Regions from separate parts of the Homo sapiens genome. Here region 1 is linked to region 2. Evidence: read pairs that join two places in POLR2A ChIA-PET (ENCODE). Cell type or tissue: A673. All regions are shown on one strand. Links, peaks and the distances in the headings refer to the core of each region. The heading gives the core; the rest is flanking DNA.

Region 1 (11,528 bases), core at 3,032-7,031, 200 kb before region 2:
TCAAATTACTATTCACAAAATAGCAGTGGCTGTTAGATTTTGTTCTTGGCCAAATGGAAAATTTTGCCCTAATTAAAATGTAGTCACTCTCCAGTGTGTTACCATTGAACAAATCACTGAACCTTTCCAAGTCAAAGTTTCCTTAGTTGGGAAGATTGAGTTAACACATGCAAAGGGGTTAGAGCAATGCCTGAGTATATAGAAAGTATTCAATAAATGTAAATTATTAGTCTTGAGAACTGTCTGTAGGATGTGACCCAAAGTTCTCCCTTCTATTCAGGTGTAATTAGGATATAATGTCCTTCAAATGGCAGACTTAAAGGGGGAAAAAGTCACTAAGAGGTGACCAGAAGGGTTAGAGCTGAGCAAGAGAGGTTCCTGCCCTGAGCCCTGCATTTTAGAGTGCCTAAGGTTACATACATACACACACACACGAGTTAAAGAAGACATGGATACCATAACCAGACACATGAGTTAAAGAAGACATGGATACCATAACCAAAGACATTACTAGGAAAGAAAACTAATACCAATATCCCTTTTGAATACAGAGGCAAAAAAAAAAAGTACTAGCAAATGAAATCCAGCAAGATATCAAAAGAATTATACACTGTGATCCATTGGGATTTATCCCAGGAAAGCAAGATTGGTTTAACATACGAAAATCAGTAAATCCAGTATATTAATGGGATAATTCACAAAAGATAAATACATAATCATTTCCATAGACACAAAGCATTTGACAACCTCCAGTAGCCTTTCATGATAAAAGCAGTGAACAGACTAGAAGTAAACAGGAACTTCTTCAACCTGAGAAAGGATATCTATGAAGACCCACAGCTAACATCATACATAATGATGAAAGACTGAAAGCTCTTATCCTAAGATATGGAACAAGAAAATGATCTCCAAGCTCACCACTTCTATTCAGCATTGTACTGGAGGTTCTAGCCAGGACAATTAGGCAGGTAAGAACTTAAAACTCAGGGCCGGGTTCAGTGGCTCATGCCTGTAATCCCAGCACTTTGGGAGGCCAAAGCAGACAGATCACCTGAGGTCAGGAGTTCAAGACCAGCCTGGCCAATATGGCAAAACCCTGTCCATACTAAAACTACAAAAATAAGCTGGGCATAGTGGCACACACCTGTAATCCCAGCTACTCCTGAGGCTGAGGCAGGAGAATCATTTGAACCTGGGGTGGAGGTTACAGCGAGCTGAGATTACACCACTGCACTCCAGTCCAGGTGACAGAGTGAGACTGCCTCTCAAAAAAACACAAAAAAAGCCGTAAAAATAATAAGACAAATGACCCAATTTAAACATGGGCAAAAGGTCTGAATAGACATCAAAAATAAACATGAATGTGAAAATGTGCTCAACATCATTTGTCATCAGGGAATTGCAATTTAAAACTATAAGTTATCCCTTAGCACCCACTAGGATGGTAGAAAGCGAAAACACTAAAAATGCCAAAAGATGGCAAGGATGTGGAGCAACAGGAACTCTTCATTGTTCATTGAAATGTGACATGGTACAGCCTCTTTAGAAGACAGTTTGGTGGGCTCTTAAAAGAGCTAGGCATAGCCTTAGCATTGATCCAGCAATCATGCTCCTGTTACCAAAATGACAGGGGGTTCAGTCCTGCTGCTCACCACACAGAATGTCAATCACTGAGACAATGAATGTTGCCATGAAAGAAGTATTTCACTGGGTGCTGCAGCCAAGGAGAATGGGAGATAAAGTCTCAAATCCCTGACCAACTACAACTGGGGAGGCTTACATAGTGAGGGAAGGAATTAAGGGGGGTAAAGAAGCAATTATGATGAATGAGGGGGTCTGGCATCTTATTTCGATGTGGTGATCTGGTGAGTTTAAGTCCCTTGCCTGAGGATCAGTTCCCTGAGGGAGGAACTCAGATGAGACAAATGTAAATTTCAAGTTTTAAGACCTGAAGGGTCAATTTCCATGTGTGTTCCAAAACTTTTAAATGTCATTTCTATGGGACAGTTGGAACAGTTTCACTTCTAGGTATTTACTGATTTGAAAACTTGTCCACATAAAAACAGCACACACGTGTTCATAACAAGGTTATAATTGGTTAAAACTTGAAGCAACACACATTTCTTCAATAAGTGAATGGATAAACAAACTGGTACATCCATATGATGGAATACTATTCAACAATAAAGAAATGAGCTATCGAGCCACAGAAAGTCCTGTATGAACCTTAAATGCATACTGTTAAGTGAGAGAAGTCATTCTGAACAGGCTGCATACTATATGAGTCCAACTATATGACACTCTGGAAAAGACAAAACAATAGAGAATAAAAATGTCAGTGGTTGCCAGAGTTTGAGGAGAGGGAGGAATGAATAGGTGAAGCACAGGAGTTTTTTAGGGCAATGAAACAATTCTGTATGATACTGTGATGGTGTATACATGACATTGTGTATTTGTGAAAACATATAGAACTTTACTGCACAAAGGGTCAAAATTTTATGTAAACAATTTTAATCATTTAAGAAGTCAGGGAATCACAGGAATGCAGACTGTGACAAGAGAACATAACTATTAGTACAAATGTAGGAAACAAACTCAAAAGAGTAGGGGTGAAAGGTGCTGATCTAAGTAACTTTGGAAATTACTGAAGTTTGTAAGACTAAAGGCAAAAGGAACTGCAAGTAAGCAGTTCCTAGTTGATACAAGTTGTTTCCCATGGGGGTTATAGGGAAGCTTAAACATTCCCTCTGGAGGTTTGATAATTAAGTCTGCTGAAATGAACTGACAATAAACAGATTAAGAAGAGAAAGACCATTTTAATTACATACATGCAAATGGAAGCCTCAGAAAAATATGAGACTCAAAGGAGGAGGCAGATGGTTGAAGGTTTCATAGCATAAAATGAATAGGGGCTTGAAGGGGAGGTGATGACAGTTATGAGAGGAAAAGGAGAGGAACTGCATGGTGAACAAAGATTGTCTTATGTAAATAAAGTCTCTCAGGTCATAAAAGTTGTTTAGGAGTTTTTTATTGCTGCTGAAGAATAGGCAATAGCCTGTTTTGGTGTGGTGACAACTTTTAATCTCCTCTGGTGATAAATCTTTCCTGGTTGTTTGATGAAATTCCTAGGGAGGAGTCTCAACACAAATGTATTCCTTTTGGAAGAACTTCCCTCAGTCAGAGAAGGGAACTTCAGGAGAGCCCCTCCCTGCACTTATGGGAGTAGGGTGAGAAACAAGAGAAAGCCAGACAGGCCTCCATGGGGGCAGCTTCTAAGGCCTTTCAATTTCCTTTAATTCTAAGTGCTCAGCATGTTAAAGGACCATACGTTGGGGTATCATTTTCTGAGCCTTAACAGGATATAATTCTGATATTAACAACTCTGCTATTGCCTTACATGTATACTGGAATTAAACAAATTGATGGCAGATCGTGGGAGCCAGGTTTCTCACTGTTGGATTGGGAATTTACATTTAAGCAAAGGAAGGATGATCCATGTGGTAATGGATCAATTGGAGACATCAGCATGAACTCACATTTAGCTTAGTATAGATACAGAAGGTTACATATAGAAATATTTCTAGATTACAGTTAGTATATTACAGTTAGTATGCACACATATATTTCCTTTCTTTGTCAGCTCAGACAGCCTAGAAGCAATGATGCTCCAGTAGCAAGGAGCACATTTAGCACCCAGATCTTGATTTTTATACCATTCTCCAACAACAAAAAAACAGGGTTCTTTGGAGAAATGGCTAATTCTGCTACTAAAGAAGGAAATCAACAAGCTGAGACTGGAGCATCTTGTAGTGCCAGAAAGTAAGGAAATGCTAAAAAAAAAAAAAAAAAAAAAAAGAAAAAGAAAGAAACCTACATTGATGGGGGTGTCAAAGGAGTATAGAAACAAATTGTAAAAGCTCCCAGTGACCAAATCTGGAATAATTTGAGCAAGATAATAAATAAAGTAGTACTGGATTATAAAACAAAATATAAAAATCTGAGTCCATACTGATATAAATAAATGATTGAATCAATAAATAAATGGGGTAAAGACAAATCTAACTTTGCATAAGAATTCTAAATAACTTATGTAGCTATTTCTGCCCACGAAAAGGGGGACCATAAATTCCTACTCCTTTAGTGTAAGCTATACATAGTGACTTCCTCCCAAAGAGTGTAGAATGGAAAGTTGAGGGTGGAGGAAAGGGAGGGGAGCAGAGTAACTTTACTCTGGGGAAACTTGACAAATGACCTCAGCTAGGTGATCAAGGTCAATATGAACAGTCATAAATCATGTTGGTAGTATATGCCATTGACAGGATGTGATAAAGATGGTACATTAACTCTGTGGTCTTGCTCCCCAAACCCATAACCCAAGACTAATCATGAGGAAAAGAATCAGATAAATTTAAATACAGGGTCATCTACAAAATACTTGAACATTATTCCTCAAGGTCTTGGAAAACAAGAAAAGTCTAAGAAATTGTCACAACCAAGAGGAGTCAAAGAAGACATGATATGTAACTGTAATGTGGTGTCCTGGATGAGATACTAGAACCAAAACAGACAGGTAAAACTAAAAATCTGAATCAACTATGGTCTTTAGTTAATGATGTATCAATATTGGTTCTTAATTGTAACAAATGTATCATAATGTAATGATATGTATAATATCATAGGTATGTATCAATACATAATAATATATATTGATATGTATAATAATGTAATATAAATGTACCATAACTAATGTTAGTAATAGGGGAAACTGGCTATGGGATATATAGGACCTTTCTGTATTATCTTCTCAATTTTTATGAAAATCTAAAACTATTCCATGAAAGTCTACGGTAAATGAAAATGTGCCAATGCCAGAAATGGTGGTGCATGCCTGCATGCCTTCAGTCCAAGCTACTTAGGGGTCTGAAGCAGGAGGATCCCTTGACCCTAGGAGCTCAAGGCTGCAGTGAGCTATGATCCTACCACTGCACTTCAGCCTGGGTGAAAGAGGGAGACCTGCCTATAAAAAAAAAAAAAGAAAGAAAAAAGACAGACAATTATAAGCATTGACAAGGATGTGGAGAAAGTGGAAGCCTCATATATTGGTTGGTTGGTTGCAAAATTGTGCAACTACTCTAAAGCAGTTTGGCAGTTTCTCAAAGCTCACATACAATTACCACATGTCCCAGTAACTCCCCTGGCATGGATCCAATAGAATTGAAAACATGTCTACAAAAAGTGTATGCACATCCAGCCTGGATGACACAGCAAGATGCTGTCTTAAAAAAAAGTATGCACAAATGTTCATATAGCATTATTCATAACAACAAAAAAGTGGACACAACCCAAATATTCATTAGCCGATGAATGAATAAACAAAATATAGTATCCATACAGTGAAATATTATTTAGCCATAAAAGTATGCACAAATATTCATATAACGTTATTCATAATAGCAAAAAAAAGTAGGCACAACCCAAATATCCATTAGCTGATGGATGAATAAACAACATGTAGTATCCATGCAATGGAATATTGTTTGGTCATAATATTATTTGGCCATTCCATAAAAAGGAATGAAATACCAAAAAATGCCCTTGATATGGATGACCCTTGAAAACATTATGTTAAGTGACAGAAACCGGACACAACAGGTCACATTTGTGGTATTCTGTTTACATGAACTATCTGGAATAGGCAACTCCATACAGATACAAAGTAGATTAGTGGTTGCCAGGGCCGGGAGCAGGAAGGAGTATAGGGATTGACTGCTAACACCAACAAGTACATGGTTTCTTTTGGGGGTAATGCAACATTCTAGAATTAGTTGTGATGGTTGCACAACTTGTGACTACACTAAAAAGCATTTTAATTAGGTGGATTTTATGGTATGTGAATTGTATCTCCTTAAAGATATTATAAGAAAAAGAAGAAAAGGAAGGAAGAGGAGAAAGAGAAGGAGGAGCAGCAGAAGAATGAGGAGGAGGACAACAACCACCTGGTACCTCTGGTTTAGAAACTGGTAACTTGTGACTCTGAACATTTGTTTCTGGGAAGAATGCTTTAGGCCCCAGGAAAATGCTACTCCACTTACTTTCTGTCCTCAAAAACAAAACATAACTGTGCCTAATGCTCTGGGTTGGGCCATTACCACCATCAGAGAGTGACACAGCTTTGGGGTGCAGGGAGAATGTGGACAGAAGTGCTCAGTCAGATAGATAAGAGATAGATTAATTAACCTGACAGCTCTTCCTCTCAGCATAAATGTAACAGATTCATGAATAACAATGTACAGTTTTCAATTCCTATTACTTAGAATTCCAATTCCTATTACTTTTAAATCTGTGTACGTGTAAGTCTAGAAATTTGATACTGGTTCTTTATATTACTGTATAGATTTAGCAGATGATGAAAAAGACAGCATAAGTGATAGCTTATGTGATGAAATTAAGATTTTTTGTTTTCTGCAATAATAATTTACCAAATGTGGCCCCATTAGAATGTTTGAACATGATACATACATTTCATGGTTTGTTTTCAACTCTGTCTCAGCAGAGTGACGCTTTCTCAAATTGAAATTAATTAAAAAAAAAATGTCAAAGACCTACACTGACTGAAGAAAGATGGCCTCATTTGGTATCATTGTTAATAGAATACCAACTATGTGAAAATCTTTTTTATAATATAGACCAAAAAGTGACTGAGGCAGGTCTCAATCAATGAGAGGTTTATTTTGCCAAGGTTGAGGATGTGCCAAGGAAAACCATAAATCACAAGAGCATCTGTGACCTATGAGTTTTCTAAAGAGGATTTCGTGAACTTGAATATTTAAAGGGGAAAACGTAAGCAGGAGAGGGGACAAAAAGAGGTGGGAGTGAGCATGAGCAGTGAGGTAGATGGTTAGATTCTTGTGAGGCTCTGATTAGCTTCACTAAATCTACATTTTACATGTGAAAAGTGGGAGGAGAGGAAAAAGTCGATTATGCATTGTCTCATGCTCAGTAAATCTACATTTTTACATCAGATGAAGTAAACATGTGAAAAGAGGGAGTAGAGGAAATAAGGCTGACATGGGGTTGTGAAATTACAGTTATCTGTTTGGGCTCAAAAGAAATACAGTATTGATCGATTACCAAGTTAATTTCCCAAGCTCAACTTTGCCTTTGGCATAGTGAGTTTGGGGGCCCTGCAATTCTATTTTTCTTTTACATTTCCCCCCTGTATTATCCCATTTTCATGCTGCTGATAAAGACATACCCAAAACTGGGTAATTTATAAAGAAAAAGAGGTTTAATGGACTCACAATTTCACTTGGCTGGGAAGGCTTCACAATCATGTTGAAAGGTGAAAGGCACACCTTACACAGCAGCAGACAAGAAAGAGTTTGTGCAGGAAAACTCTCCCTTACAAAACCATCAGATCTCATGAAACTTATTGACTATCACAAGATCAGCATGGAAAAGACCCAGCCCCATAATTCAATTACCTCCCACCAGGTCCCTCCCATGACAAATGGGAATTGTGGGTGCTAAAATTCAAAATGAGATTTGGGTAGGGACACAGCCAAACCATATCACCCCTGTTCTTCAAAATATTTCAAAGAAAGTACTGTAGAAGAAAATAAATCATCACTAGAATGATTTATTCCTAGAAGGCTAGTATCCACATGGCTAGGAAGGCTCATTTCTAAGATGTCATGAAGTCTCATACCCCACAGAGAAAGATAGGGGGAGAAAGGAAGAAAGAAAAAAAAGACCAAAAACAGAAAGAGAAAAGGGACCAAGGACAAATTGTAGCAGCAAAGGGAAAGCAATTCTGGAAAACCAATTCAGCCTGTACTACTGAGAAGTCCATACATCAGTGGCAGGCACGAAGGTGGCATATATGTATGTGTGTGTGTGTGTATATATGTGTGTGTCTGTGTGTGTATATATATATATATGTATGTATATATCTGTGTGTATATATGTGTACACACACACACACACACACACATATATGCATAGGTTGCTGTTATTTCTACTGAATTTTAAGGTGTCTAAGTGCAGTCTGGAGGGCTTTAAGGAAAGCACAGTTTTAGTTTCTAGTGATTCCAACTCAGAAAAATGGGATAAAAAAATTGATTAATGTTAGTTTGGAAACATGTAGTCAAGAAAGAATTCAGAATCCAGTCCAAATAAATTGTAGACAAATAATAAAAACTGAAAAAAAAATGAATAAAGCTAGAATCTAACAGGTATACTATAGTGAACTCAGCTCACTACAACCTCCTCCTCCTGGGTTCAAGCAATTTTCCTGCCTCAGCCTCCAAAGTAGCGGAGACTACAGGCATGCACCACCATGCCTGGCTGATTTCTGTATTTTTAGTTGAAACAGGGTTTCACCATGTTGGCTAGGCTGGTCTTGAACTCCTGACCTCAGGTGATCCTCCCACTTTGGCCTCCCAAAGTGCTGGGATTACAGGCGTGAGCCACAGTGCCCAGCTATCTTTTGAAACATAACTTTTTTCTCTCAATCCTTTATTTTTACCAAAGACAAGTCACAGAAAGACCAATTTATTTGCAAAAAGTTTTAGTCTCATTATACTTGGCCTGATTAGTTGCATAAAGTACAGCAAGAATAATTATTGGCCAATAGGCTTTTTTTAAATTGGCTTTGCTGGAACTTTTTCATAAGGAATCTCAGATTAGACTTTTAAAGCTTTCTCAAGCACAGCCAAGAATTTGTCTGTGCCTGCAGATACCTGTCTCAATTCCTCTCTTCTTGAGGTCCCAAAATAAATGAGATTCCTGGGCCTGTCAGAAAATGACATTCTCTACTTACCACAGGTCAATAACCCTATAAAGGAATTTCATAAACAATGTACAAGGCCAGTTTTTCCAAGGGTTTTTTTTTTTTTGAGATAGATCCTCACTCTGTTGCCCAGGCTGGAATGAAGTGACATGATCTCAGCTCACTGCAACTGCTACCTCCTGGATTCAAGCAATACTCATGCCTCAGCTTCCTGAGTAGCTCGGACTACAGATGCATGCCACCATAACCAGATAATTTTTTTTGTATTTTTAGTAGAGATGTGGTTTTGCCATGTTGCCCAGGCTGGTCTCAAACTCCTGAGCTCAGGTGATCTGCCTGCCTCATCCTCCCAAACTGCTGGGATTACAGACATAAGCCACCATGCCCAGCCTCCAAGGGGCTTTTATTGGCTCTCTAACATCATCTCAATTTCTCAAAGCATTCTGGTCATATCTGAAAATATGCCATGCCAGTCAAAGCTTTGGTAAAATAACCAGTGTCTCCAATTATAGCCTATTCCAAAAGAAAACAGATTCTTGCTGAACTTATGCAAATAACTATATTGTTATAAGTTAAGAATACTTACAAATAGTTTCTAAATTCTGGAGAAATCAGGTAGAGAAAAGGAAATATGCTTCAAATTTGGCTCACAAGGGTATACTTTACAAAACTGTTAAAAGCTAAAAATAGATCGATTTTTTTCTTGACCAAAAAAACACAAAAATATCAGCAATGTTTCAAACAAAAAAGTCATAGAAACATTATTTCAGTCCTCTATTAGTTCAGTCCCATGCAATTAACTCATTCCATTTGATTGGGGTTAGCAAGCCTCATGAACACATTAGCTCTCCAGTGAGAATCCTGGAAATTTTCTCTCTAGCCTAATGGCACAATGTCTAAAATTATCTGAAATCTGCCTTTAATAGCACCCAGAAGAGTCTTTTCCATAAATTTCCCAAAAAAAGCAAGTTGTTGTTGTTGTTGTTTTCTGTAGCCGACTATAAACAGCTTTTTGGGAAGAATCAAAGTAAAACAATAATTGTCTGTGGATGACAAAAGTCGTAGGACAGTCATGGTTAAAAACACAATTGTCAAGGAAATTTGGTTATCTTTTTGGTATGTAACAATTTAACATAATATAATTATAGCTGATAACATTAAGACAGCAGAATTATAGGAATCTTATACAATTTTGGAACACATATTAATAACATATAAAATATAACCCAAAGAAAGTTAAACACCATTTCATATTTGACATCTCTTGTATAATTTTTAACATAGCAAATAAGCTCAATATGTCTCCTTTGGACTTAAGGGGACCTAATATCTAAAAAAGTTAATGAGATAAAAAAGAATTTAGAACTTGAAATTTTGATTTTGGAAAATGTGTTAAATATCAAAGATTTAAAACACTTGATATCACAAAATAGGTACACAGGTCACTGTAAAATAAGTCATTAGTTTAGCCAAATGATAATTCAAGGATTTTAAAAGCAAAAACCACTGCACTCAGCAGCTCACACTTGTAATCTCAACACTTTGGGAAGCCAAAGTCAGAGGATCACTCGAGTCTAGGAATTCAAGACCAGCTTGTGCTACATAGTGAGGCCCTCCCTGTACAAAAAAAAATTAAAAATTAGCTGGGTGTGATGGCGGGTGCCTGTAGTCCAAGGTACTTAGGAGGCTGAGGTGGGAGGATTGTGTGAGTCTGTAGGTTCAGGCTGTGATCAGCCATGATTGTGACACTGTACATTCCAGCCTGGGTGACCAACAAGACCCTGTCTCAAAATAAATAAATATAAATTTAAAAAATAAATGAATAAAAATATTTATTAAATAAATTAAGCAAAAACTTTTACTGTTTTATGGAGAGGAGACTCAGTTTCCCAAACAATACAATCAAAATAAGATAGCGTATTAGTCAGTTCTCATGCTGCTAATAAAGACATGCCTGAGACTAAATAATTTATAAAGAAAAAGAGGTTTAATGGACTCACAGTTCCACATGGCTGGGGAGGCCTCACAATCATGGCTGAAGGCAAAGGAGGAGCATGCACATCTTACATGGTGGCAGGCAAGAGAACTTGTGCAAATAAAATCATCAGATCTCATGAGACTTGTTCACTACCACGAGAACAGTATGGGGGAAACTGCCTCCATGATTCAATTTTCTCCACTTGGTCCCGCCCTTAACACATTGGGATTATTATAATTCAAGGTGAGATTTGGGTGGGGACATAGTCAAACCATATCATTCTGCCCCTCACCCCTACCAAATCTCACGTCCTCACATTTCAAAACCAGTCATGCCTTCCCAACAGTTCCCCAAAGTCTTTAATCATTCCAGCATTAACCCAAAAGTCCAAATCCAAAGTCTCATCTGAGACAAGGCAAGTCCCTTTCACCTATGAGCCTGTAAAATTAAAAGCAAGATAGCTACTTCCTAGATACAATGGGGGTACAGGCATTGGGTAAATACACTCATTCCAAATGGGAGAGATTGGCCAAAATGAAGGGGCTACAGGCTCCATGCAAGTCTGAAATCCAGCAGGGCAGCCAAATCTTAAAGCTCCAAAATGATCTCATTTGACTTCATGTCTCACATCCAGGTCATGCTGATGCAAGAGGTGGGTTCACATGGTCTTGGGCATCTCTGCCTCTGTGGCTTTGCAGGGTACAGCCCTTCTCCTGGCTGCTTTAACAGGCTGGTATTGTCTGTGGCTTTTCCAGGTGC
Region 2 (11,528 bases), core at 3,583-7,582:
TGGACACTTTGATTTACCCACCAAATAGATACTGAGCTGCCAGCCTTGGGCATCTTCTGGCCTTCATGGAGCTGGTAGCCTGGTGCCCCTTTGGAGTCTCAGTCAGTGAGGTTGGGAGGACAGAGAAGGAGAGGCAGAGAGTGTCTGGCGCAGGAGAAGCTTGGTCGGGGGGGCTTTGTGGAGAAGGTGGGGCTCTTACCCTGAGTCCTGAAAGACAGGCAGGACTTGAGGAGGCAAAAGGGAATCTTGGAGAATAGAACAGTAAGGGTCAAGGCTGAATATTTAATGGTACCTTGCATTTGGGATGAGAGGAGGCAGCACAGATGAATGGAGGAACCCTGGAAAACCATGGTGTGTTAGCTGGGAACAACTGCAAGTTCTGTGGTCACTTGGAAGATTAGCCAGTTCTATCAGTACCAGTTTTAGGAGCTTGGACAAGTTGTGTAACTTCTCAGAGTCTCAGTTCCCTCATCTGTTCAAAAATATATTTTTAAGTGGTTCTTCTAAAAGAATTGTGCAAGTTAGACTTAGCAGTCAGGACTTTAAATACTGAGTCTTTATGTAATGTGAGCTTATTTATTTGTAATTTTTTGTACTTTCCCCACTAGTTGCTTTTGATGCTCCACAGTCCTTTCATATCTTCATGAGTTTGTGCTCATGGTTCTTTCCACCTGGAAACGCTCCCCTCTAGCCTCCAACATCTATTTCGAATCTTCCAGTAGTTCCATTAGAACTTCCTCTGTCTGCAGCTTCTCAGATGACCTCAGGCACAGTTCGCTTCTGGCTGTATTTTTTTTTCTTCCTTCTCTTACAGCCCTTAGATTATATTCTCCTTATCAGTTTGTTCTTAAGGCTCCTGCACTAGCCTTGAGCTCCCAAAGAGCAAGGGCCTGGCTCATATTCACCTGGCACAAAGTCAGCTCCTCAGCTACCCTTAGTTGAATGCAACAGCCCCTTGCTGTGTCTCGCGACTTCAGCCACCTTGCATGCTATACTCAGATCTACCATGGACATGGTTATGGGAAAGGAGCCACAGAAAACAGTAGCCTTAATGTGTCCTTCACAGAACAGAACCCTGGGCTTTTGGATTAGGTTTAGATCCATGCATAGGAAGCCTCTAGTGTAAAGAGTTCCTGGCAGGAGAATATGGCAATCTAAATGTTGCGCAGGAAAAGCCCTGGGATATCTGATTTTTGCATAGTGCTAAGAGTTTCATTTTCATACACTTGACAGAGCATTTATCTGTCTTCTTTACAGCCTGGTTGATGATCGTTGTGTTGTACAGCCAGAAACCGGGGACCTTAACAATCCACCTAAGAAATTCAGAGGTAAGGTGGTGGCTTTCCTGGAGTAGTCACCTTGACTCACTTGAAAATTCTTGAAGTGTGTTGTTGGTGTGTGTGTGTGTTTATAAGCAAAATAGGCTTATTTATTATGTATTTTTTTCAGAGTATGATTTGAGTTCTAAGCTTTACAACTTGAAAAATGCATACATAAATTTAGTATCAAGATTGGGTTGGCTTTTACTGGGTCCTTAATTTGTCTATTGAATATGTGTTGACAAGTGCTAATTCGGTTTAAAGTCTTACATTTGTACAGGTATTTCTTCAAACAAATAGTATTTATGGATCCAGTCACAGGGAACATTCATTATTTCAGCAGATCTCACTGTCCGTTTGGGGATGCTGATATTCTTAGATACCTTCTTTAAGAGGTATCTAATGATACCTCACTGAATGTCTCACTGGAATGAAACGTTCTTAATTATTGCACTTGTTTTTTGAGTTAAAAGACATAGGCAGGCTGGGCACAGTGGCGCATGCTTGTAATCTCAGCACTTTGGGAGGCCAGGGTGTGGAGATTGCTAGAGCCTGGGAATTCTAGACGAGTCTGGGAATTCTAGACCAGCCTGGGCAACATGGTGAAACACTGTCTCTACTGAAAATACAGAAATTAGCTGGGTGTGGTAGCATGCACCTGTAGTCCCAGCTACTCAGGAGGCTGAGGTTGGGAGGATCACCTGAGCCTGGGAGTTCCAGGCTACTGTGAACCGAGATCGCACCACTGTACTCCAGCCTGGGCGACAAAGTGAGACCCTGTCTCAAAAACAAAAACAAAAACAAAAACAAAAACAAGACATAGGCAGGGCAGCTTTTCTACCCAAATTAGTTTTTTCTTTAGGCCTCCTGAATTTGGTATCTTTCTCCAAAGGTAGCTTAGTTTATTGTAGGAGGTCTTTGAAATACACTTGGTATCTTAGATGATAAACATTTGTTTTTCTTTTTTGTTGTTGTGGTTAGTGGTCCTCAGCTCTAGGCACATGTTAGAATCATCTGAGGAAGTTTTTAAATTAAATAGATGCTTGGGGCTCCATTGTAGAGCTTAGGGATCAACTATAGAGCCCTAACATCTATTTATTAATTAAATTATTTATCAATTAAGGTAACCTCTGGAATTGGGGATGATTCTTTACAGCCAGGGCGGAAAACCACTGGGTTAGGTATTTGACTGATGACTTCAGTCCCAAAGGGCTCAAATCTTGCCATTTGCAGATTATATAACTCAAGTTCTAAGTTCTTATTGTTTAGTGGTTTAGAAACTGTTTGACTTTTTTGGATAAAAGCTAAATAAATTAGAATAAAATAGAACTCAGACGTTCAGATGGAGAAAAGCCATTTGGAAGACATTTGGTGTTGAGTTGCATCCAGTTGGCGTGAGACAATCAGGAGAATGTTTTCACCTGAGGATGGGTGGTGGTAGGGGAGGCTGTTAAAGAGAGAGAATAACAGTTGTTGATACAAGTTGTAAGAGGAACCCAAGGCGGCTACTGCCTCCACCGCCTTTTTCTTCTCAATCCTTCTTTCATGTTTCCTTCCAAGACAAGACAAAATCTTGAGTGCTGCAAAAATGAAATGTTTCGTCCAACGATCATAATTCAGTCACTCATAGAATTACTTCCCCACTGTGAATATTAAAAGGGACAAGATCAATTGACTGTGCCAGGCCCTGTGCTAAGCACTCTGCCTGCATTAGCTCAGGGAGCCATCCCTCCTCCCTAGGAAGAGATTGATACCCTCGGAACTTAAGAACCTTGTCTGAGGTCACATGGCTGGTGACGGATGGAGTGGGAGCCATGGTTCTCAACTTTGGCTGCACAGGGAGATCACCTGGAGAACTCTCAGAAACACTGATAGCTGAATCCAGCTCAGGGATTTTGAGTTAACTGGGCATTGGGATTTTTGAAAGCTTCTCAGGTGTTTCTCTTGTGCTGCCAAGGTTAAGAACCATGGCTAATGAAATCTAGGCTAATAAAACTTGAACTTTGTTATTCAGGGAAGAGCTGATCTAGGTTTCGCTTTTGCAGCTGGGACCAAGGGGAGGGATATGCGTCCGGAAGGCATTGCTTGGGTCCAGCGTGAGCTCTTATCTTGTTCTATATACGGGCCTTGGGAGCTGGGAGATGAACCTGGGAGAGATTCTAATGTACTGTACGAAGTTAACTAGTGGCTATTTGTTTTTTACAAATACATGCACATAATTTAAAATTTTGTTTTTTAAATCGACATATATTTATGGTGTACAACATGATGTTTTAGAATATGCATGTATAGTGGAATGGCTAAATTGAGTTAATTCATATATACATTACCTCACATGCTTATTATTTTTTTTGGTGAGAACATTTAAAAACTACTCTTAGTGAGTTTCAAATATACGGTGTATTGTTATTTGCTGTAGTCACTGTGTTGTACAGTAGATCTCTGGAACTTATTCCTCCTAACTGAAATCTGTATCCCTTGGCCAACCTCTCAATCCTCCACCCCAGCCCCTGGTGACCACTGTTCCACTCTCTGTTTCTAGGAGTTCAATCTTTTTAGATTCCACATATAAGCAAGATCATGTGGTATTCGTCTTTCTGTGCCTGGCTTATTTCACTTAGCATAATGTCCTCCGGGTTCATTCATGTTGTCACAAATGAACCAGGGACTGTTTGAATACAGGGTTAGAATGTTAAAAATAAATAGGACTATAGCAGGGGAAGTCGGAGGAGACATGTTTTTCTGGCACGACTGTAAAGGTGCCTGGTGCTTGGATGTATGTATGGTGGCTGATTTGAAGTGACTGTTTTGAGATAACGGTAATAGTCTGACAGAAGCTATTTGGAAGGAAGCAAACTCCTTTTACAGCCTGGCCTGGTTCTACAGGTGGTCACGTGACAGTGACTTGATTTGTTGAGTGCTTTTCTCCCTAAATTAAAAATAAAGGTTTCTGGGTTGTGAGATGCTTCGTCCTTGTGGGAAAATCTGGTTCAAAACAAGCTCTGCTGCAGGCTTTGGGAATGTAGGTCAGGACTTCCTTAATTCCATGTGCTAAACCAGAGGTCCCCTGCACCCAGGTGAGGGGCCTAGGCAGCTCTGCCTTTGCAGGCTGCCTCAGTGCTGGAAAGATCTGCTTCTCCACCGTGGAACTTGGGCAGTGAGTTTTAAAAAATTTTCCAAAGCATTCCTTCAACTGCGGTGCAGCATACTTTGACGTTTTTTTTTTTTTTTTTTTTTTTTTTTAAATGAAGAGAAAGATCTCTCTTTTGGAAGCAATTGCTGCGTTTCCAAATATAAGTGTATTTTGGAGCTGAAGTCATTTTGATGTTTAGAAATTGTGCATAGGGCAGTTGGGCAATTTGGAGGCATTTCTAGTCCATTTCCTCATGGACTCGTTGCACCCTAGAGTTTAACAAACACATATGGAAAAGTGAGATGCTGGCAAGCAGCCGAATGGGATGATGGAGTCTTTATCTGAGCAATCAGCAGAGCTGCATGTAGTCATTTGGGTTTGCTCTTGCTTCCATTGTTTCCTTGCCAAGTTATTTCCTATATTGAGAACCATCATAACCTGTTCTTAAGTAAATGGAAATCCAAGGCCTGTTTATGCAATATTCCCCATGGCTTCTGACTTTGCATCTTTAATTTTGTGAGCTCCTGAGATCTGCAGCCCTAATGGTTAATAAAAGAGGCTCTTGGATCAGGCTTCCTGGTTCATATCCAAGTTCCATGAATTCTTTGCTGTGTGACCCTGAACAGATTACTTCACCTTTGCCAACCTTGGTTTTCTCACCTGTAAAATGGGAGAGGATAATAGGCTCTATCTCATAAGGTCATTGAGAAGATTAATTGTGTGTTAAGAATTTAGTACGGGGGGAGTCTGACCCTTAGTTAAGAGTTTAAGCCTTATTCTTTTCTTTGTATTCCCAGTACTTAGTACAGAGCCTGGTACTTGTAAATCTCATGTTTAATTTTATGAGAATAATTATATATTGTTATTTTTTTTTTGTCTTCAAATTGTTTGTGGGTGGGGACGTGCACATGAACCCCTGGGCTTGGATTTGAGCCCCAGTGCTCGTGTATGCAAGCTGAGTAACCTTGATAGATTCCATAATATTTCTCAGCTTCTTTCCTCACTTGTGAGTTAGGGTCAAACAATTCCATCCTTATCAAGATAATATGCATAAAAAGCCTAATAGAGTGCTTAGTACACAGTAGTTGTTCAGTGAGTGGTTGCTGTTAATTTTCACAGTAGATATAGAAGAGTTCAACATCGAACAGAAGATATAGAAGAGTTCAACATCGAACACACTTGCTTTTTTTTCTCTGATGGTTGAAAGTACATTTCCAAAGTGAATTGCTTTTTTTGTGTGTGTGTGTGATTTCCTTGAATGTATCTCTTGCCTCTAACTTCCTCTGTAGGAAGAAAAGGTTGGCTGCACATCTGTTTCACATAAGCCACATCTTTTTCATCTGAATGAATTTTGGACAATATCATTGTCCTCGTAAGGGATGAGGAGAGCTGAGACTTAGAATAATACAGCAACTTTAGTTCTTTTATTAATATGGTACCATTTTAAAGCCCCAACATCCATGGAAGGTAAGGCAGAACCTCCTCTTCTCCCTGATTTGTGTTGTCTTTGCCCATAATCTTGAAAGAATAGAGAAGGCAAACATCAGATTGAAACAGGGAATAGAAACTTTGTGGTTAGTGAATTCCTTTATCTGTATTATCTTTTCCTCTTCCCACTTTTACCAGTCCCTCCCCCAGCTCCCCCGGTGCTAAATATAAAGATATCTACAAAGAAAAGGTGGAAACTAACAACCAGTCTTCATTTTGCTCCCAGAATCTCTGCTCTTTTTAAATATAAATCACCTCCAGGGTTGTTGGAGTAGAAACAAGGGAACTGGGCTTTTGGGCAATTAGATAGGCTTTAGTGTTGATCATGCCATTATTGCATAAGATTCGGGCAACAGTCAGGCTCTTGCTTTCAAAACCTAATCTTCTCTGTTCACATCAAGAGGCCAGTCATGGCTCCAAATTCTTGATGTTGGACAGATGTTACCATATCAATAATATCAAAATGTGCAGCTTTTAACTTTGCAGGGAGCCCCTTAGTTTCAGAATAAAAGCTGTTCGAAGGGAAACTTACAGTTCAAAATGAGGAGAAGTTGGGGCAGGAAAAAATGAGGTGAAAGGAATCATTATTCTATCACTAAGTGGTTCATATGAATTGGGGAGGGGATCAGACAGACTGAATATGTGGATGTTCCAGATAAGTATCTTACATTTCTCTTTCCCAGTGAAGTTGGTTTCAAGCATCATAGTCTAATCTAAGCAAATGTATTGTGAAAAATGAGTGTTGACCTCCAGCGCTGAGGCCCTACTGTGTACCAGCTGCTGGCCTTGGTGATGGCAGGACAAGATGAGTTACACTCCTTCTTGCTTTCAGGAGTCTTAGAGTTTCATGGAGAAACAGACCCACATTATAAGTTACAATAGCCAATGTTAATACAGCATTTATTTTGTGCAAAGCACTTCCTTTGAATTATCTCTTTTAATCTGAGGAACCCACCTATGAGGTGTAGGTCTTGATGTTCCCATTATGCAGTTGAGGAAATGGAAGCTCTAAGAAGTTGGGTAACTTGCCCATAGTCAGTTAAATGTCACTTCTTAGAATGATTATCATTCATTTCACAAACACTTATTGGGTAGTTCCCATGTGCCAGCCATTTGTACTCCATGAGGAAAGAGACATTCTCAAAGAAGTCTACATCAATATGTAGTGAAAATCTTTAAGAAACTTCTTTAGAGTAATTTGTTGTCTTCACTGCAACTATTTATATATAAGTAGAAGCAAAGCAGGTGAAATTTCTTCCTACCTAGTATAAAACCTGGCCTACTGGGGAAAAGTAAATGAGGATGCTTTTCATGTCCTAATCTTTCGCTGTGCAGCACCCTGAGACCAGAGCGCATCTATTTGGTACCTGATGCCATTTGAGATGACAAGTTATGAGCTGGTCCAGTGCCATGTGACTTATGAGTGTCGTAGCCAGAGCCCTCTTCCAAAGGCTGGGCCCAGTGCTTTTCTTCCTTTGTAGTTTTATGGAGACAAGGTCTCACTCTGTTGCCCAGGCTGGATTGCAATTGTGTGGTCATGGCTCACTGCAGCCTCGACCTTCTGGGTTCAAACCATCCTCCTTCCTAAGCCTCCCGAGTAGCTGGGACTACGGACATACCCCATCATGCCTGGCTTCTTTTTAAATTTTTGTAGAGATGGGGGTCTTGTATGGTGCTCAGGCTGGTCTTGAACTCATGGCCCCAAGCCATCCACCACCTTGGCCTCTCAAATTGCTGGGATTACTGGTGTGAGCCACTGCACCCTGCCACACTTAATGCACTTTTAGCCATTGCCCCAACCAGCTGTGGGATGCGCAGTATGTTACTTACAGTAGGATGAGTCCTGTTTGTAGTGCAAACGAGGGTCTGGCCTGGGGCAGTATAACCCAGTTTCTGGGCATTTCCAGAGTAAAATGTTGGTGGAAGACCCCTGGTTCCTCAACATATGCCCGGCTAGAAATAATGACAGTCTGAGTATTGTGCAGTCACCATGATACTGGCATGGAGAAGAGTATGTTGCTTGGCTATAATGAGCCGCTCTTGGACCTAAAGCATGGCCATGAACTTGAGGATCACACTTGTGGCCTTTTTATTTTTATTGGTGCCTTCTTTCCCCAGTCCCAGAGTGCTGGCACCATGTTAGCCCCTTTTAGTAGCATGCTGGTGGATTTAGTAGGATTATTTTATTGAGAGAGAGAAGGGTTTTACATCTCATGCAAGCTCTTTGTAATTGACTTTGAAACCTCCCAGCAGCTTAGGAAGGGTCCTCAAATAAGAATGGCATTTTTCATGCTTGAGTGATAAGAAACACTTGAGTGTCAATAGCCTACTTCTCTGATCTTGGTCTTGCCTGCAATTTAGGTTAAATATAGGGGAAAGAGCAACCTCTGGATGCCAGAGCTAGCATCCAGCCCAGAATCTGCCATGAACTGCTCCAATACCTTGGAGAAGTGATTTCGTCTCTCTTAGCCTCAGTTTCCCCATCTGTTAAATTGGGTTTTTCCAAGATTTCATCCAGCTTGAAACTTTGCTATTAGTGGCGGAAACAGGCAGGTTAACGTTAGAAGCCTTGTGCTGTCCAGAAATAGGTTCTTATTTCTTTGGGATTACAGGTCTCTTTGTCAAGATAGATGAGTGCTGGTAATAGCCAGGCCTTAACCTTACCCTTAGGCCAGATGGGGACACAGGCAGGGTCTTGGGTCACAAAGGTCATCTAGGGTGGCTATAACAAACTCACCGGCTTAGCTTTCTTTCAAACGACCCTCCTTTGCCGCACATTGTTTTAAATGTTGCTAAGCAACAGTATTTTTTGATTTTTTTCTTTTGGCAAGGCATCGAAGGAATGAATCCGTATCTTACTTAGTTTTAAATACCCTCATGCAAAGGGGAGGGCCTAACTTAAATTTTGTTTGTTCTTTTGATTCTAATCCATGACAGGCCTTTCATAGTAGGGGTATAGGACTTACTTTCTGCCTGTCTTGTTAAATAAGGCAGAAAAATCAGTCTATTTAAGGTGCTTGTCAAGTATATGCCTTGAGGCATATTGAAGGTTTCAAGAGTGTGTGCAGCTGCCTTGTAGGAGAGTCTCCTCCAACTTGTTCTGTATTCACAAAATCAATTCAAATTTAATAAAAAGATTAATAGTTTTTTGTAATCTTCATTTCAGATTTACTAGTTTATCTCAATCTTGGACCAACAGACTCCATTTAAAGGGAACAAAACTGTAATTTAAGTCAATTCCCTGGGCAACATAGAATGTTCACAGTGTGTTACACAATCGCTGGGGATGGTGCCTGCTGCCTGATTATGCTGGAGTCCCACACACTGCAGCGTATCCCTCACTGGATTGCTGCCTACTTGCTTCAAGCTATGAGATGCATGTCTGAAGGCTCTGGGTACCCTGAAAATGAGCATAAGGGAATTTGTGTTTACTTTGATGCCCTGGATCCATTCTTTTTTGCATACCTGAGTCACCCTGGAAAGTAGACCTCAGACCCCTCTTTTATAGTCATTTACCCTTATGATTTAGTTGCTAATGGAGAACCATTTTCACTATGTGCATAAAATGCTTCTAGTGCAATAAATAAGTTTACCTTGTCCTCCAATTGAATCACTGTATTGCTTTTGTGACTTCCTCCATTGAGGGTGAAATTGATTTGGAAATCTCAGCAAGCGTAATGGGGTCATATTGTCATATTGTCATATTGTTATATGGTTCTCCTGAAAGCAGTATACTGTGGTTGATTACGGACTTTTTCTTTTGGCAAAGGGTTTTATAATCCCGTCTTGAGCATTGATGAAGATGTGTGGTGAATCACTTGAGCTTATGATAACTCTTTTCCTTTCTTGTTTGACATGTGAGAAAATTAGAGGGATTTAGAAAGTCTCCTGGGGTCAAAGAGCAATCCTGTGCCAAAACTAGGGTTGGGGCACAACCCCAGTTTCTACTCACACTGTCTTTTAGGCTTCTGTGTTTGAGCCATGAATTAAAAATTTTTTTTGGTTCCATCACCCTGTGTAATTAATGATAACCTACTTTTTATAAATGCAAATAATAGTGAATACCTTGTGTAGTGCTAAGAGACATTAGTGAATATAATCTATTTAATTAATATACTTTACATACACTCATTTATTTAATCCTCATAACAACCCCATAAGTAAGACCGGTACCTTTCTACAGATGAGGAAACTGACATGTAAGATGTTTAGTGTCTGGTCCAAGATCACGTAGCTAGAAGTGGCAGAGCTGGGATTTGAACCCAGTCAATCTAACACCATAAATCCTCCTCTTAACAGCTACTCTAAACTGCCTTTAGAAGTGGACTGGCCTTGAAATATTCTTTGACAAAAATTACCCGATTTCTTAACTTCCTCCTCTGCAACCCCAAAGTATGTCATTGTGAGCTGCATTGACACAGAAGAAAAAGTCTACAGACAAGAGGGGCATGCTAACCGCCTACTTAACAATCTTGAGTATAGTATTTATCACTATCTGATAAATACACAGCTACTGTTTTCTCCTCGCCAGATTTTGGAGCACTCAAAGGGACCAAATCTTGCCCTGCACTCCTGGCCCAGCACCTGGCATAATGTTGGTCCTTCTTTAAATACTGGTTGAAAAGGAATTGGTGTTCTTTTCTGATATGATTTTGACTGCTCCCAGTTCTAGCAGTGTTTTTGCTGACATTTTAAATTGAATGGCCGCTGATCTTTTTACACTGATGACTTAACGCTGCCCTGTAATCTTGCTCCAAACTACCTGAGCCTGTTACTCTTGAAAAGCTTTCCTGTAGGCTGGGCATGGTGGCTCATGCCTGCAATCCCAGAACTTTGAGAGGCCAAGGCGGGAGGATGGCTTGAGCCTAGGAGTTTGAGACCTGCCTGGGCAACAAAGTGAGATCCTGTCTCTACAAAAAATGAAATTAGCCAAGCATGGTGGTGGTCACATGTAGTCCCTGCTACACAGGAGGCTGAGGCAGGAGGGTTGCTTGAGCCCAGTAGGTTGAGGCCGCAGTGAGCCATGTTTGCACCACTGCACTCCAGCCTGGGCAACAGAGCAAGACTCAACAACAACAACAACAACAACCCCTAAAACTGTCTTGTAGTTGACTCGTCTTCTCCCTGGAAAGTGGATCTTATTGGTCTCATTCTCTGAGAGTGTCTTCTCCTTGACTCCTAATGTTTGATCTTTTTTCTCTCTTTCATGCCTATAGTTTTGAGATTCCTTGGCTGCATTCAGTACATGAGCATGAAAAACAAATAATTGTTAAGTACCTTCCTCCTTTGTGCTTGGCTTTCTGATAGGGTCATGCATGCTTTTGTTCTTGACCGTTGGAGCACACTGTGACATGGGTACTGTTATGTCCCCATTTTACAGTTGGGCACCCTGAACCCACAGAGGGTTAGCAATCAAGGTGTATCTGGGATTTGAACCTATGTCTGGAGGACCACACAGTGTCTGCCACTTAAGTGAATTCACAGAGTTGGGCTGCTCAGAAAACACTTGAGGCTTCTGATGTCCTAGGTTCCACATTTCAAAGGCATGTTGCTTCGTGGGAATAAAGCTAACGCAGGGGTAACTTGGA

The links. Peaks named below come from ENCODE experiments on the same cell type or tissue, not always from the same donor. Only the 100,000 strongest peaks of a DNase experiment are listed, where the experiment ranks them.
Region 1: POLR2A ChIA-PET joins it to region 2 with 5 read pairs; 2 of 35 experiments call an interaction of 5 or more read pairs at or near these places.

Annotation. Positions count from the first base shown.
Region 1 is chr3:4,317,639-4,329,166 of GRCh38, forward strand. It overlaps a transcript of SUMF1 not described here. Among named protein-coding and RNA genes, the nearest start is that of SETMAR, 20 kb to the left of the region's middle. In A673, for the core only: no CTCF peak of the experiment used is centred there; a DNase peak (open chromatin) is centred at 5,183.
Region 2 is chr3:4,519,767-4,531,294 of GRCh38, forward strand. ITPR1 (inositol 1,4,5-trisphosphate receptor type 1) reads left to right here. Exons shown (of 62, transcript NM_001378452.1): 4 at 1,258-1,328. Among named protein-coding and RNA genes, the nearest start is that of ITPR1, 32 kb to the left of the region's middle. In A673, for the core only: no CTCF peak of the experiment used is centred there; no DNase peak of the experiment used is centred there.